Regions from separate parts of the Homo sapiens genome. Here region 1 is linked to region 2. The links are chromatin contacts, found by Hi-C or POLR2A ChIA-PET in ENCODE. All regions are on one chromosome and are shown on one strand. The core of a region is the stretch at or near the end of the contact, and the rest is flanking DNA. Distances in the headings are between cores, read along the strand shown. Region 1 overlaps APOO (apolipoprotein O). Region 2 holds the start of PRDX4 (peroxiredoxin 4).

Region 1 (6,636 bases), core at 486-2,985, 220 kb before region 2:
AGCTTCAGCCATGTCTACCTGGGGACCTTTTACCAAGGCTCCTCCCATGGGTTTCCATCACACAGATCTATACCAGTTCCTTACCATGGTCAGGTGTGTGGCTGGCTCCTTAGGAATGAGCTTGGCATGGATTAGGTGTGCTAGAGCTGATGGATTTTTTAAAAAGTCTAATTTACATAGAGTGAAATACATAGATTTTTAAGTTGTACAGTCTTAGTTGTACAATTTGAGCTTTGACAAATGTATATACCTTGAATAACCCATACCCCAATCAAGATTGTTTCACCCCAGAAAGTTCACTTGTGCCACTTCTCAGTAAGTCCACTTCCTTCCAACTCCCACCTCCCCGGCCTAGTAGTGATTGTTCTGGTTTCTCACTATGTTTGAGGCCATGGGTTTTAAAACATACAGATTTTCTTCAAGTCTAGATGGTGAGAGATGTCAGAAAGTAATACTTACTCAAGTAAATCAGAGGTTCTCAGTGGGAGAGTTGCTCCCCAGGAGACATTTGGCAGTGTCTGGAGATGTTTTTGACTGTCGTGACTGGGAGGAGGTGCTACTGGCATCTAGTGGGTAGAGGCTAGGGATGCTGCCAAACTTCCTGCAGTGCACAGGACAGCCCCACAAAGAAGGACCCAACCCAAATGTCAGTAGTGCTGAGTTTGAGAAATCCTCGAGTAAATCATGTGTTCTCTGCAAACTAAGAATTATGGTCCTGGGGAGTGTTCATTTGTAGGTCTCCCAGGTCTCCTGGGGTGAGGTTTGCTTTTTCTTTGTTTTGTTTGCTTGTCTGTTGAGAGCCTGCTGGAAGCTGAAAAGGCCGCTGCAGGAGCCAGCTTTCTTTGGTGCTACCACCCTTGTGGCCACAGTTCTTGCTGTGGAATGGGTATCAGGGTAGGCTTAGGGAGGAAAACTAATAGGAGAAGAGGAAGAAGAAGAAAACAGTTTAGGCAGTAAAGGGAGGCAGGCCTAGAATAATATTAAAACTAGAAAAACAAGTAAGATAAGAGGGGAAGGTAAAGTAGAAATTAATAATTAAGAATCCAATAAAATGTTAAAGGAAATGAGTTGAGATTTAAAATCAAAGATAGGCTGAGTGTGTTGGCTCACACCTGTAATCCCAGCACTTTGGGAGGCCAAGGCGGGAGGATTGCTTGAGCTCAGGAGTTCGAGACCAGCTTGAGTAACATGATGAGACCCTGTCTCTGCTATATATATATAGTTATGTATAGATATAGTTATATATTTATATATATATATAATATATATATTTGCCGAGGCTGGAGTGCAGTGGCACGATCTCGGCTCACTGCAACCCCTGCCTCCCAGTTTCAAGCAATTCTCCTGCCTCAGCCTCCCGAGTAGCTGGGATTACAGGCGTCTGCCACCACGCCTGGCTAATTTTTGTGTTTTTTGTAGAGACTGGATTTCATCATGTTGGCCAGGCTGGTGTCGAACTCCCGACCTCAGGTGATCCACCCACCTCGGCCTCCCAAAGTGCTGGGATTACAGACGTGAGCCACCGCACCCGGCCTTACTGTGCTTTATGAGAAATAAATACACCCCTGAAGTGCTGAGGAAGTCCAGACCCAAAAAACATGTTCTTATGGACTTAAAATTTCAGGTCAACTTTTTCTTAATTTCCAAAAGACAACAGTTTCTAAGTTTGCCTACTTTAGCTTTTCAAGTAAAATAAAAGATACATAGATAGATGACTAGACCTCTAGCTGTCTGTCGGTCTCTGGAACATGTCCAAAACCAACTCATCATTTTTCCCTCAGACTTGCCCCTCTTTTTCTACTTCCTCTCTCAGGAATGCTGTGTCACCACCCAACTAGAAAAACCCATCGGAAACCCCAAGGTCACTTAAAATCTACTCTTTTCCTGATTTTCGAAAATCCAATACATTGTTGTTAACTCTAGTCATTATGTTGTACAACAGATCTCTTGAACTACTCCTCCTAACTGAAACTTTGTACTTTTGACCAATATCTCCCCAACTCCCCCCAGCCCTTGCCCTGGTAGCCACCATTGTGCTCTCTACTTCCATTAGTTCAACCTTTTTAGATTCCACAAAAATTAATTTGTGAGGTAGTGCATATGTTAATTAGCTCAATTTAGCCATTCCACAATGTACACATATTTCAAAACAGCATGTTGTACACAATAAATATACACGATTCTTGTCAGTTTAAAAATTAAAATAAATGAAAATAAAAATTAAACCAAGGTCATCGTCACTCTTCCTTTCCCTTTGGTCACTAAGTCCTGCTAATTTTGCCTATTAAACTATCTCAATTCTACTTTCTCCTCTTTCTCCTCTCCTGTGCAATCTTTCCTTGGGCCCTTATTTCTTTCCTTCATTGTTTTAGCAGCACCATAACTGGTCAGCTGGCCCTTTAATGACTTAAAGCGCCACACTGAGAAATAATCGTCTTTCTAAATGGCAAACTCGATTCTATATTCCATCCTTATTTGAGATCTTTTGGTATTTATTACCTAGGACTTTTATGTGAGCCACACGAGTCCCATTATGATCTGGCTACAACCAACTTCTCTGACTCATCTCTCTGTCACTCTGCTCCCTCCCACAAAACTCGAACTCCCTACACTTCTCCCATGCTGTTTCCCAGCTTCGTGGCTTCACACATGCTGATTCCTCTGTCTATAATGTCCTATACTTGTTTTGTCTTTCTGTAGAACTGCCTAAGAGCCGGGAGAATTCATGCTTTTGAAACAAGGGGAATTTCCCTTGTCCCTCTTACAGGGCATGTGATGGGAGTGTGGCCCACTTCTTAGGTGCCCCACTGCTCAAAACCCCTAGGGAAAGCAGGCAGATGGGCAGGTCGTGGGGAGTGTGGGCTCCAACCCCATGGCAGCGTCTAGGGGTGGATGTTTACAGCTTCTGCAGCCCCAGTGGGCGTGTGTTACGTGTGCTCTTTTAGTTTTGCTGTCAGTAGGCAGCTTGTGTTCATCAGCTCAGTTAGACCCTCTGCCTTATTGCAAGGACAGAGGGCTTTCTGTATCCTAGGGTTCTTGCCTGAGTATACCAGAAAAACCGGATCACACGTGGGCTTGGAGGATGAGTGCAAGGTTTTATTGAATGGTGGAAGTAGCACTCAGCAGATGGAAACGGAGCCAGAAGGGGTATGGAGTGGGAAGGTGGTTTTCCCCTGGAGTCAGGCCGCTTAGCAGCCAGGCTCTCCTCTGACCGCCCTCAGCCAAACTCCGCGTTGTCCTGCCGTTCTGCTGTTGGTGGCCTGCCGGAGTCTGTCACTGTGTTCTTCTGCTGGTATGTTGTTCCTTGCCTCTGCTTCTCTTGACGTCCAGCCGCTTGTGTGCCTGCCCGCTAGGGTCTCGGGGTTTTTATAGGCACAAGATGGGAGTGTGGTGGGCCAGGGTGGTCTTGGGAAATACGATATTTGGGCACAAAAACAGAAATGCCTGTCCTCACCTAGGTTGGTGGGCACAGGCCCAGGGGTGGAGCCCTAGCCAGGGACCACGCCCTTCTCTACCCAGCATTTCCCTGCCTGCCCCTCCCGTATCACTTTTCTTTTATTTATTTACTTTTTGAGACAGGGTCTCGCTCTGTTGCCCAGGCTGGAGTGCAGTGGCAGTATCTTGGCTCACTGCAATCTCCACCTCCTGGGTTCAAGCGATTCTTGTGCCTCAGCCTCCCTTATTTTATTTTTTAATCTGTCCCAGGCCAAGTGCAGTGGTTCACACCTATAATCCCAGCACTTTGGGAGGCCGCGGTGGGTGGATCGTTTGAATCCAGGAGTTTGAGACCAGCCTGGGCAACATGGCAAAACCCTGTCTCTACAAAAATTACAAAAATGAGCTGGACATGGTGGTGCATGCCTGTAGTCCCAGCTATTTGGGAGACAAGACAGGAGGAGTGCTTGAACCTGGGATGGGAAGGTTGCAGTGCAGCAGAAATCCTGCTGCTGCACTCCAACCTAGGCAACAGTGTGAGACCCTGTGTAAAAAAAAAAAAAAAAGTTTGTCCATTTATTTACATCTATCAAGTTCTTCCTACCAGAATGGAAGCCCTTTCAGGGTGAGGATATGTCTTACTCCATATTCCTATTTCTATGGCTGTGCCTAACACACAAGGCATGCTCAATAATTGTTTATTTCCTGCTCAAATGAGACAAAAGGAAATGGATGGAGGAGAGGTGGAAAATAAATGAGTGATTGATTTCTCTCTAACTATTTAGGCATGATTTAGCATCTTGGAAATCATATTACTGAGATTTGCAGTGCCTGTAATGTGAAAGATGAGGCTATTCTGTAATACAAAACGTAATGCCAGCTAAAATATAACAAAAATATCTGTTGAAACGTATGGCTGCAAATTCCCATATTTCAGAAGCAAATAAAGAGCTGAAAGCCATTAAGAAAAAAAAGGGTGGTTGTTACTTTAACTGGTTTAAAAACAATTGATACATCTTGAAGTATTAAGTGTGCATCTTGAGGTCTTAATTTCAATGCAGTTTTGCTACAGATTTCTTTTGCTTCCACGATACAGATTAGCCAGCTAGTGCTGACATTAGTTCATGTGGTTTGTGCCCATCACAATTATTAGGCAGAACCAGCAGCACCAGGATACAACCTAAGGAGATCAACGTCCCTCCTAGAAAACTGCCACGGCCTTCGCAGGAGGGGTCTGAATTTTTTTTTTTTTTTTTTTTTTTTTTTTTGAGGTGGAGTCTCGCACTGTCACCCAGGCTGGAGTGCGGTGGCACAATCTTGGTTCACTGCAACCTCCACCTCCCAGGTGCAGGTGATTCTCCTGCTTCAGCCTTCTGTGTAGCTGGGATTACAGGTGCCCGCCACCACGCCCAGCTAATTTTTTTTTTTTTTTTGTAATTTTAGTAGAGACGGGATTTCACTATGTTGGCCAGGCTGGTCTCGAATGCCTGACCTGGTGATCCACCCACCCGCCTCTGCCTTCCAAAGTGCTGGGATTACAGGCGTGAGCCACTGCGTCCAGCACATTTTTTATATTCACAATTAAATTAATAAACCATAACTCTCCTCCTCTCAGCCCATCTTTTTTTTTTTTTTTTTTTTTTTTTTTTTTTAGTGGAGCGATTATTTTGTGTGTGTGAAACAGAGTCTCACTCTATTGCCCAGGCTGGAGTGTAGTGGCATGATCATGGCTCACTGAAGCCTCAAACTCAAGAGTTCTCCCACCTCAGTCTCCTGAGTAGCTGGGACTACAGGCACACACCACCATGCCTGGCTGATTTTTTAAAAAAATATATTTTGTAGGCCAGGTGCACTGGCTCACACCTGTAATCTCAGCACTTTGGGAGGCCGAGGCGGGCGAATTACCTGAAGTCGGGAGTTCGAGACCAGCCTGGCCAACATGGCAAATCCCCATCTCTACTAAAAATACAAAAATTAGCCGGGTGTGGTGGCAGACGCCTGTAATCCCAGCTACTTGGGAGGCTGAGGTAGAAGAATCGCTTGAACCTGGGCGTTGGAGGTTGCAGTGAGCTGAGATCACGCCACTACACCGCAGCCTGGGTAACAGAGCAAGACTCCATCTTGAAAACATAAAAATAAATAAAAATAAAATAAAGCACAGTAAGCCTTTCAGGGTGGGGAGTGGCTGAGGTTATGAATATGCTCATGTTCTGCACATTCGGTCTGTAACATAGAGAGGTTTAAGATTGCTTCTGCATTTCAGGTAATTCAGAGGTCCGTGGGGCCAGCCAGCCTGAGCTTGCTCACCTTCAAAGTCTATGCAGCACCAAAAAAGGACTCACCTCCCAAAAATTCCGTGAAGGTTGATGAGGTAACATGTTGTTCATGTTGCGATATATTTTGAGTGTCTGATTTAGTTACTGTAGGATAATTTTTTACAAATTGTATATCAGGAAGATGTGACTGTTTAAAATACATTTATTTATTTATTTATTTATTTATTTATTTATTTATTTTGAGACGGAGTTTCGCTCTTGTTGCCCAGGCTGGAGTGCAATGGTGCGATCTCGGCTCATTGCAACCTCCTCCTCCTGGTTCAAGCCATTCTCCTGCCTCAGCCTCCCAAGTAGCTGGGATTATAGGCATGTGCCACCACGCCTGGCTAATTTTGTATTTTTAGTAGAGACAAGGTTTCACCATGTTGGCCAGGCTAGTCTCGAACTCCCGACCTCAGGTGATCCACCTGCCTCGGCCTCCCAAAGTGCTGGGATTACAAGCGTGAGCCACCACGCCCAGCCAGAAGACATTTAAACAGAGAAAATATATTTCCTTATAGTTTGTTTAATTTGTGGGAAATATTAAACTATGGCTTTTTCAACAGATAAACTTTAATGATACTTAGGTAAGGGCACAATTAAGGAATACTTTATAAATGTTTACTGGGGAATCCACTGTGTCCCAACAGGTTATAAGCACAACTCACTTTTCTAAGTGGTCTGCCTGATTCTTGGCTTATCTTGATTCTTATCGAGCCAAGAATATATTCACATTTTTTCCTCTCTAAGAAATTAGAGATCTGGATCCTTTCTGTTTCTTGGCTAGAGGAGCCGCTCATAAGTATGTACTTAATAAATACTAAATTTAAAAAAAAAAAAAACAAGAAATCTTCTCTCTACTGTTTACATTCCTTTTTGGTCTGTA
Region 2 (6,557 bases), core at 1,680-4,179:
TGAGCCAGCATCCTACCTCATATATATAATCCTGATCTGATTAGGTAAAGGCCAGGAGGGAGAAATAGACAGCAGAAGAGTATTCAATTATATATACTTTAAATAAATTACTTAAAATGCTACTCAAGTGAGAGGTTATAATAATTGTAATGATCTATTACAATGACACGCCTTAATGATTTTAGCATACTGGGAAAACCATATTTGAAAAATAAATTTTGTTCTGAAAATTGATTTTGGAAATATTTGGTTAAGAATGGTAGTTACTTTGCTAAGATCTATAAATGGAATTCCCAAAGCAATCCCTTGCATTTATTAAAAAAACAAAAATTGTCTTGAATATAAATTATGTAATTAACATAAAGATTCTGGTAAATGCAGAGAAGTACAAAGAATACTTAAATCCTCTCTCTCCATAACTCCCATCAACTACTGTTAACATTCTGATGTCTGTCTTTCTAGTCTTATTTTTTTTAATTTTAGTTATTTACTTTTTTTTTTTTTGAGACAAGAGTCTCAGTCTGTCGCCCAGGCTGGAGTGCAGTGGTGTGATCTGGGCTCACTGCAACTTCCGCCTCCCGGGTTCAAGGGATTCTCTTGCCTCAGCCTGCCCAGTAGCTGGGATTACAGGTATGCGCCATCACACCCGGCTAATTTTTGTATTTTTAGTAGACACAGGGTTTCACCATGCTGGCCAGTCTGGTCTCGAACTCCCGACCTCAGGTGATCGGATGGCCTCGGCCTCCCAAAGTGCTGAAATTATAGACGTGAGCCACCACACCTGGCCTTTCCGTTCTTTTTTAAACACAAATTTGCCACGTGTTGCATCCCGCCTTTTTTTTCTCCTTAAAGGAAACAGTAAATTAATTATGAACAGTTTTTGATATTACTAAAAATTATTTGAAAATATGGCCTTAATGGCTCCATAATAGTCTTTACTAACAAAAGTCTTTGTATCTTTAATTATAGATAAGCCTACATGTGACAGAGAAATGTAGTAAACAACTAAAATGTTAAGTTTTGCTGGTAAAGGGAAAGCTTTGAAGTAGATTTGTTTCCTATGGAAAATATATGTAATGTAAGTAAACACTTAACTGGCTGACATATTTAAAATACTTTCCCAGGCAAGTAAAACCAGTGGGACTTGGAAATACTGATTTTAAAATTTAAGACTGGTTTTGTTAAAAATCTCAAAGTAGGCTGGGCACCGTGGCTCACGCCTGTAATCTCAGCACTTTGGGAGGCCAAGGCAGGCGGATCATGAGGTCAGGAGTTCCAGACCAGCCTGGCCAATATAGTGAAACCCCGTCTCTACTAAAAATACAAAAAATAGCCGGGTGTGGTGGTGCGCGCCTGTAGTCCCAGCTACCTGGGAGGCTGAGGCAGAAGAATCGCTTGAACCCGGGCGGCGGAGGTTGCAGTGAGCCGAGATCGCGCGACCGCACTCCAGCCTGGGTGCCTGGGTGACAGAGCAAGACTTCATCTCAAATAAAAAAAAAAAAAAAGTCCCAAAGTGGTTAACTGAAAGTACTTACTTTCAGCAAGTAAGAACTGTAAATGTTTAAGAGGACAAAACAGTTTTTCTCATTTATCACTCCCAACCAACCCATCCTAAGTCATAACAACATTCCATTTAACTCTAGGGATTCAGAATTTGAAGCATTACTTTTTTCACTGAATACTGGCATGGAACATGCTGTAACTGAACCATAAAAACCAACTACACACCTACAGAATGTCAAATGATCTGCAGGAAAAGCAGGTTACTGAATAGCAAGCAAGAGACAGCCTTTATCTATAGCCACTGTTCACTTTTGGTTAATTTTAACATCCAGATGTAGCAGGCTACAACTTTCACAGTATCTACTTCGTCTGACGTGTCATTCCTGAAAGTGGCCATTAGCTTTGTACACTGGACAGAAATGCAAATAATCAAAAACCAAATTGGCAGGACACAAATTTGCCACGAGGTTTATCATCAACCCAAATGCATACTTCTAACCTTTTCCCCCATTTCCCTCAAAAGTACACTCTGTAATAGGTTCTTCATGTCTGAGAAACATAAGGAATATCCATTAACTACACAGGCTTTGGGGAAGGTGGCTTTCAGTAATAATCTTTGTAAGATGCAAACAAAAAGGAAGAAAGAAAAATGAAATGTTTGACCTCCCGAGCACTGTGTTTAGCAACTTTTCTGTTTAATCAAACTTTTTGTGAATCATTATTCAACCTATCAATGTCTTCCTTCGCTGAAATAGTACCTGAAAAAGACAGGATGTGCTGAAGGCACTTTGAGATGTTTCAGGAACTGTTTCAGTTTGCCCAACATCCTCGATGCAAACTCGGGACTAGGGCCACCCACTTTCCCTCAGCTGCGGCTTTTGGGGTAACCACTACCTCTTCTAAAATCTGATCAGTGGAAACCATACCTTTCTTCACAGCTAGAACTCCCCTTTATTCCCCTCCCCGCCCTCCTAGGTGAGAACCAGGCCCGCCCAGGGCCCGGAGGCAGCCCAGGGGGTGCCGCCCAAGCCCAGATTCCGGGGGTGTAACCGGGGTACACGTGTCTCCGGAATCTCCCCTCCCACCCTTTGGCGGGACACCACCTACTCTTCGCTTTGCTTAGGTGCAGGGAGTGGTCGGCGACCGATACCCGGGATGCCTCTCCCGGGTACACTTGTCCACCCGCGTAGAAGTGGCACTCCTCTTCGCGAGTCCGGGGCCTCTCCTCTGTCTCCCAGCCCTGCACAGCTCCAGCCGGCAGCAGGAACAGCAGTAGCGGCAGCAGAAGCAGCCTTCGGTGGCGGCCGTGGTCCGGAGTTGTCGCGGCTAGCAGCGGCAGCGCCTCCATGACCACGCGAGCGCAGAAACACGTCCCTTGGCGCGAGCGCCGCTTCTGCCGCCGCCGGGCAGCTACAACCGCGTGCACGACGCCCGCGCGAACCGGGGCGCGGCCTCGCGAGACCAGCTCCTCCCCCTACCCCCCCTATCTGCTCCCCGCCCCGCCACGTGGGCGCCGGCCGCACCTCCCCCATCCCAAGCCTGCATTTGCGCCTGCGTCCCGCGGCTGACCAGGACCGGGAGCGTTGCCCAACTCTGTGAAGGCAGCGACAAGGTCTCCTGACCTCCGCGCTGTTTTAGACATCTTTCCACGTCCATCTCTTCCACAAAGCCTCACCACTGCACACAAGCCCCTCACAAGCGGAATCTAACCTATATGCTTGTGAATGGCTTGCATTTTATACTTCTAATAAGCTTTTTAAAAAGTCACTTAACGTTTTTAAAAATTATATTTACTTGACAAATCATAATTGTATACATTCGTGGGATGCAATGTGATTTTTTGAAATATGTATCCAATGTGGGATGATTACATCACATTAACTTATCCATCGCCTTGTTTACCTATGACTTTTATGGTGAGACATTTCAAATTTACTCTTATTCATTTTGAAATATACATTATTATTGACTGTATTTACCCTGCTGCTTACCAGAGGTTGGGAAGTAGGGAAGGCGAGGCGAGAGGGAAGGAATGGGGAGTTAGTTGTTGGTCAGAGGTTACCAAGTTCCAGATAGACAGGAATAAGTTTCAAGATCTAATAGACATTTACTAATTTTTTTTCTTGAAGTGATTTGTGTGAACGGGGCCATGATCTGCACTACTTGCAGCTCTTTTAAGTCCTGGAAAAACTTAGGGAGGGTAGGTCTAACCATTTACTTTCCTCCAGCATGCAAGGGCGTACAGGCAGTTTTTAGTGACCTAATCTATTGTTTCAAAGACAGCTTTTTTTTTTTTTAATTTAAATGAAGACTTGAAAAGTTACCAGAAAACTCTCCCAGCAGTGTTGTTCCTTTTTCTGACAATTACCCCATCACCCAACCCCTGGCCTTTTCCCTGCCCTCCCCACCCATCTCCCCGCCGTGGGCACCGCCCCGCTTGCCGCTGCAACCTGCCGTGTGCGTCTGCGCACTGGGGGCAGGCCCAGGCCACCGAGCGTCCACCAACTGGACTAAGACCACCTTGTGTCGTCACTTGTGACCGATCTTCTGCACTCCCACCCTCAGCACTGTTTTAGACCCTGTTCATCCTTCTGGGCCCATCTTGTACACAAAACTTCGCAGGTGACTGGCCTCGCGCCCTCAGCACTGTTGTAGGCCTTCTCATCCTTCACACCTATTTCTTCCACAAAGCTTCGCCCATGGCTGTCTTCCCACCATTGAAGTGCCAACGACCCTCGCCGCCAGCACTTGTTAGACATCCTTCCACGCCCATCTCTCCCAAAAAGCCTCCTCATCCCACGCCACCCCCGCCCCTCAAAGGGAAACTGACCTTTCTGCCTCTGAATAGCTCGCGTTTTATCCCTCTAACAGACATTTCTTATTCTTTTCCTTGCAGTGATCTTTGTGAACAGCCATGACTCCTCTCTCAAGTCGGAGCCCTTTTCAGGTCCCCAGAAAACTTGGAGAAGAAAAGTCTAACCTGAAAAGCCATATCCCTAGACCATTTCTTCTCTTCCAGCTGGAAAGGAACTATGGGGCAAACAGGCAATGTTGCAACTTAACCCTGTGTTAGGTTGTTTTTTTTTTTTTTTTTTTTTTTAGACAGAGTCTCGCTCTGTCGCACAGGCTGGAGTGCAGTGGCAATCTCGGCTCACTGCAACCTCCACCTCCCAGGTTCAAGTAATTCTCCTGCCTCGGCCTGCCGAGTAGCTGGGATTACAGGTGCGCGCCACCATGCCCAGCTAATTGTGATCCGCCCACCTTGGCCTCCCAAAGTGCTGGGATTACAGGCATGAGCCTGTATGATCCCAGGGTGCCCTCTGTCCTCCTGCAAGTGCTTGTTATCTTTCTTTTTAAATTAAAAAAAATTTTTTGTGGCTACATAGTAGGTATATGTATATATATATGTATATGTATATATATATATTTATGGGGTATATGGGATATTTTGATTCAGGCACACAGTGTGTAACAATCACATCATGGCAAATGGGTTATCCATCACCTCAAGCATTTATCATTTGTGTTACAAACAATCCAATTATACTCTTTTAGTTATTTTAGGGTATACAATTAAATTGTTATTGACTATAGTCACCCTGTTGTGCTATCAAATACTAGGTCTTATTCATTCTATATTTCTGTACCCACTAACCATCCCCACTTTCCTCCCCAGCCCCCCACTACCCTTCCCAGCCTCTAGTAACCATTCTTCTACTCTCTATCTCTATGAGTTCAATTGTTTTAATTTTTAGCTCCCACAATTAAGTGAGAACATGTTAAGTTTGTTTTCTGTAAGCACCTGTTATCTTTCTGAATCCTGCAGAAACCATCCTAAGTTTGTCTTTCCTCTACTAGACTGTGGGCTGTCTGGGGCTGAAATCAATGTGTAATAGGTCTTTGTTTCCCAAAGAACCTGGCCCACAGTAAGCAACTGACATTGCAAACACCTGATTTTATAAATAACACCTAATATTGCAGACAGCCTCAGTTTCAAGTTGCTTTCACATATTTTATCCTTACTCCTTGTGAAACAATCTTTTGTGGCAGATAGAAAATTTCCCCTTTCCAAACTCATCCCTCACCCTAGTTCTGCCCACTGTATACTCTGCTTTCTGCCTCCCGGCCCCTGCTTCCTGGAGGTAAAGGATGAAAAAGATGATGCCAGCCTCCTTCTGCTGAGGGAGGGTGTGTCCTTACCCATAACATTATCTGGCAGCTCTTCACTTTCTGGTGGCTCATAGATAGGAGGCCTCTGACGAGGTGGCTCTCGCTCCCAGTCTTCTCCTTCCCTGGCCTCCTGTTGCACGTGGAAGGGGAGTGGGACTCGGGGGGCTCGGGACTGAGTCCCAGGGATTCGGTTCAGGCCTGTGCCCCGTAGTCGGCTTCGGTGATCCATGGTGACTGTTGGACAAACAGCCACAAACCTCAGTGAATTCTAGGCCCAAAACTGGGCCTCTAAGTTTGGACCTGGGAAAGGAAGCTTGAGGAAAGCGTTATGTCCCTACACGTCTTTGCTCTGGGCTGAGCTGAGATGCCCTAGCTGGCAGCAGAGACTGCCCACCAAGTGGGCCCCTGTGGCCCACTGGAGAGAGTGACCAGATCGGCCAGCTCTCAGGCACCTACTGTTCGTCCCTCAGTTCTGTTGGAGCTCCCTGGCAACTGACATTCTGGGTGGCAGTTGCTCTGAATCCTTTCATCCAATGATATTTGTGCAGACATTGTGATATCACAGTGACATCAACAAGGAAGCTTGAGGTGGGGGCCCTGCCCTCAAGATACTTACCATCCAGCTGGAGTCAGTAGCCCATATTAATAATACAAAACCATCAGAGACAGGGGGCAGGTTCCAAATCCAGGATGCACCTCAGAAACACTTGGGGAGCTTAAAAACATTCTGTCTGGGCGCGGTGGCTCACGCCTGTAATCCTAACACTGTGGGAGGCCAAGAAAGGCGGATCACTAGAGGTCAGGAGTTCAAGACCACCCTGACCAACATGGTGAAACCCGGTCTCTACTAAAAATACAAAAATTAGCCGGGCGTGGTGGTGCAC

The links. A loop is a pair of places that touch in the nucleus more often than their neighbours do. ChIA-PET counts read pairs that join two places held with the same protein, here RNA polymerase II (POLR2A). Pooled maps may share reads with other maps.
Region 1: a pooled map shows a loop between it and region 2 (2.3-fold over the local background). The contact joins the enhancer-like site here to the promoter of PRDX4 in region 2. A Hi-C loop is called at or near these places in 1 of 50 pooled maps. POLR2A ChIA-PET finds 5 or more read pairs at or near these places in 3 of 52 experiments (AG04450, B cell and OCI-LY7).

Annotation. Positions count from the first base shown.
Region 1 is chrX:23,880,015-23,886,650 of GRCh38, reverse strand. APOO (apolipoprotein O) reads left to right here. Exons shown (of 9, transcript NM_024122.5): 2 at 5,699-5,806. Among named protein-coding and RNA genes, the nearest start is that of APOO, 25 kb to the left of the region's middle. RefSeq lists an enhancer at 3,066-3,832. Within about 2 kb of position 1,735, at least 7 of the 41 ENCODE cell types and tissues checked have a DNase peak (open chromatin) inside an H3K27ac peak, as active enhancers do.
Region 2 is chrX:23,663,865-23,670,421 of GRCh38, reverse strand. It overlaps PRDX4 (peroxiredoxin 4), which reads right to left and starts at 2,929. Exons shown (of 7, transcript NM_006406.2): 1 at 2,611-2,929. The coding sequence starts at 2,851. RefSeq lists silencers at 2,467-2,596, 2,947-3,126 and enhancers at 2,876-3,170, 5,414-5,948.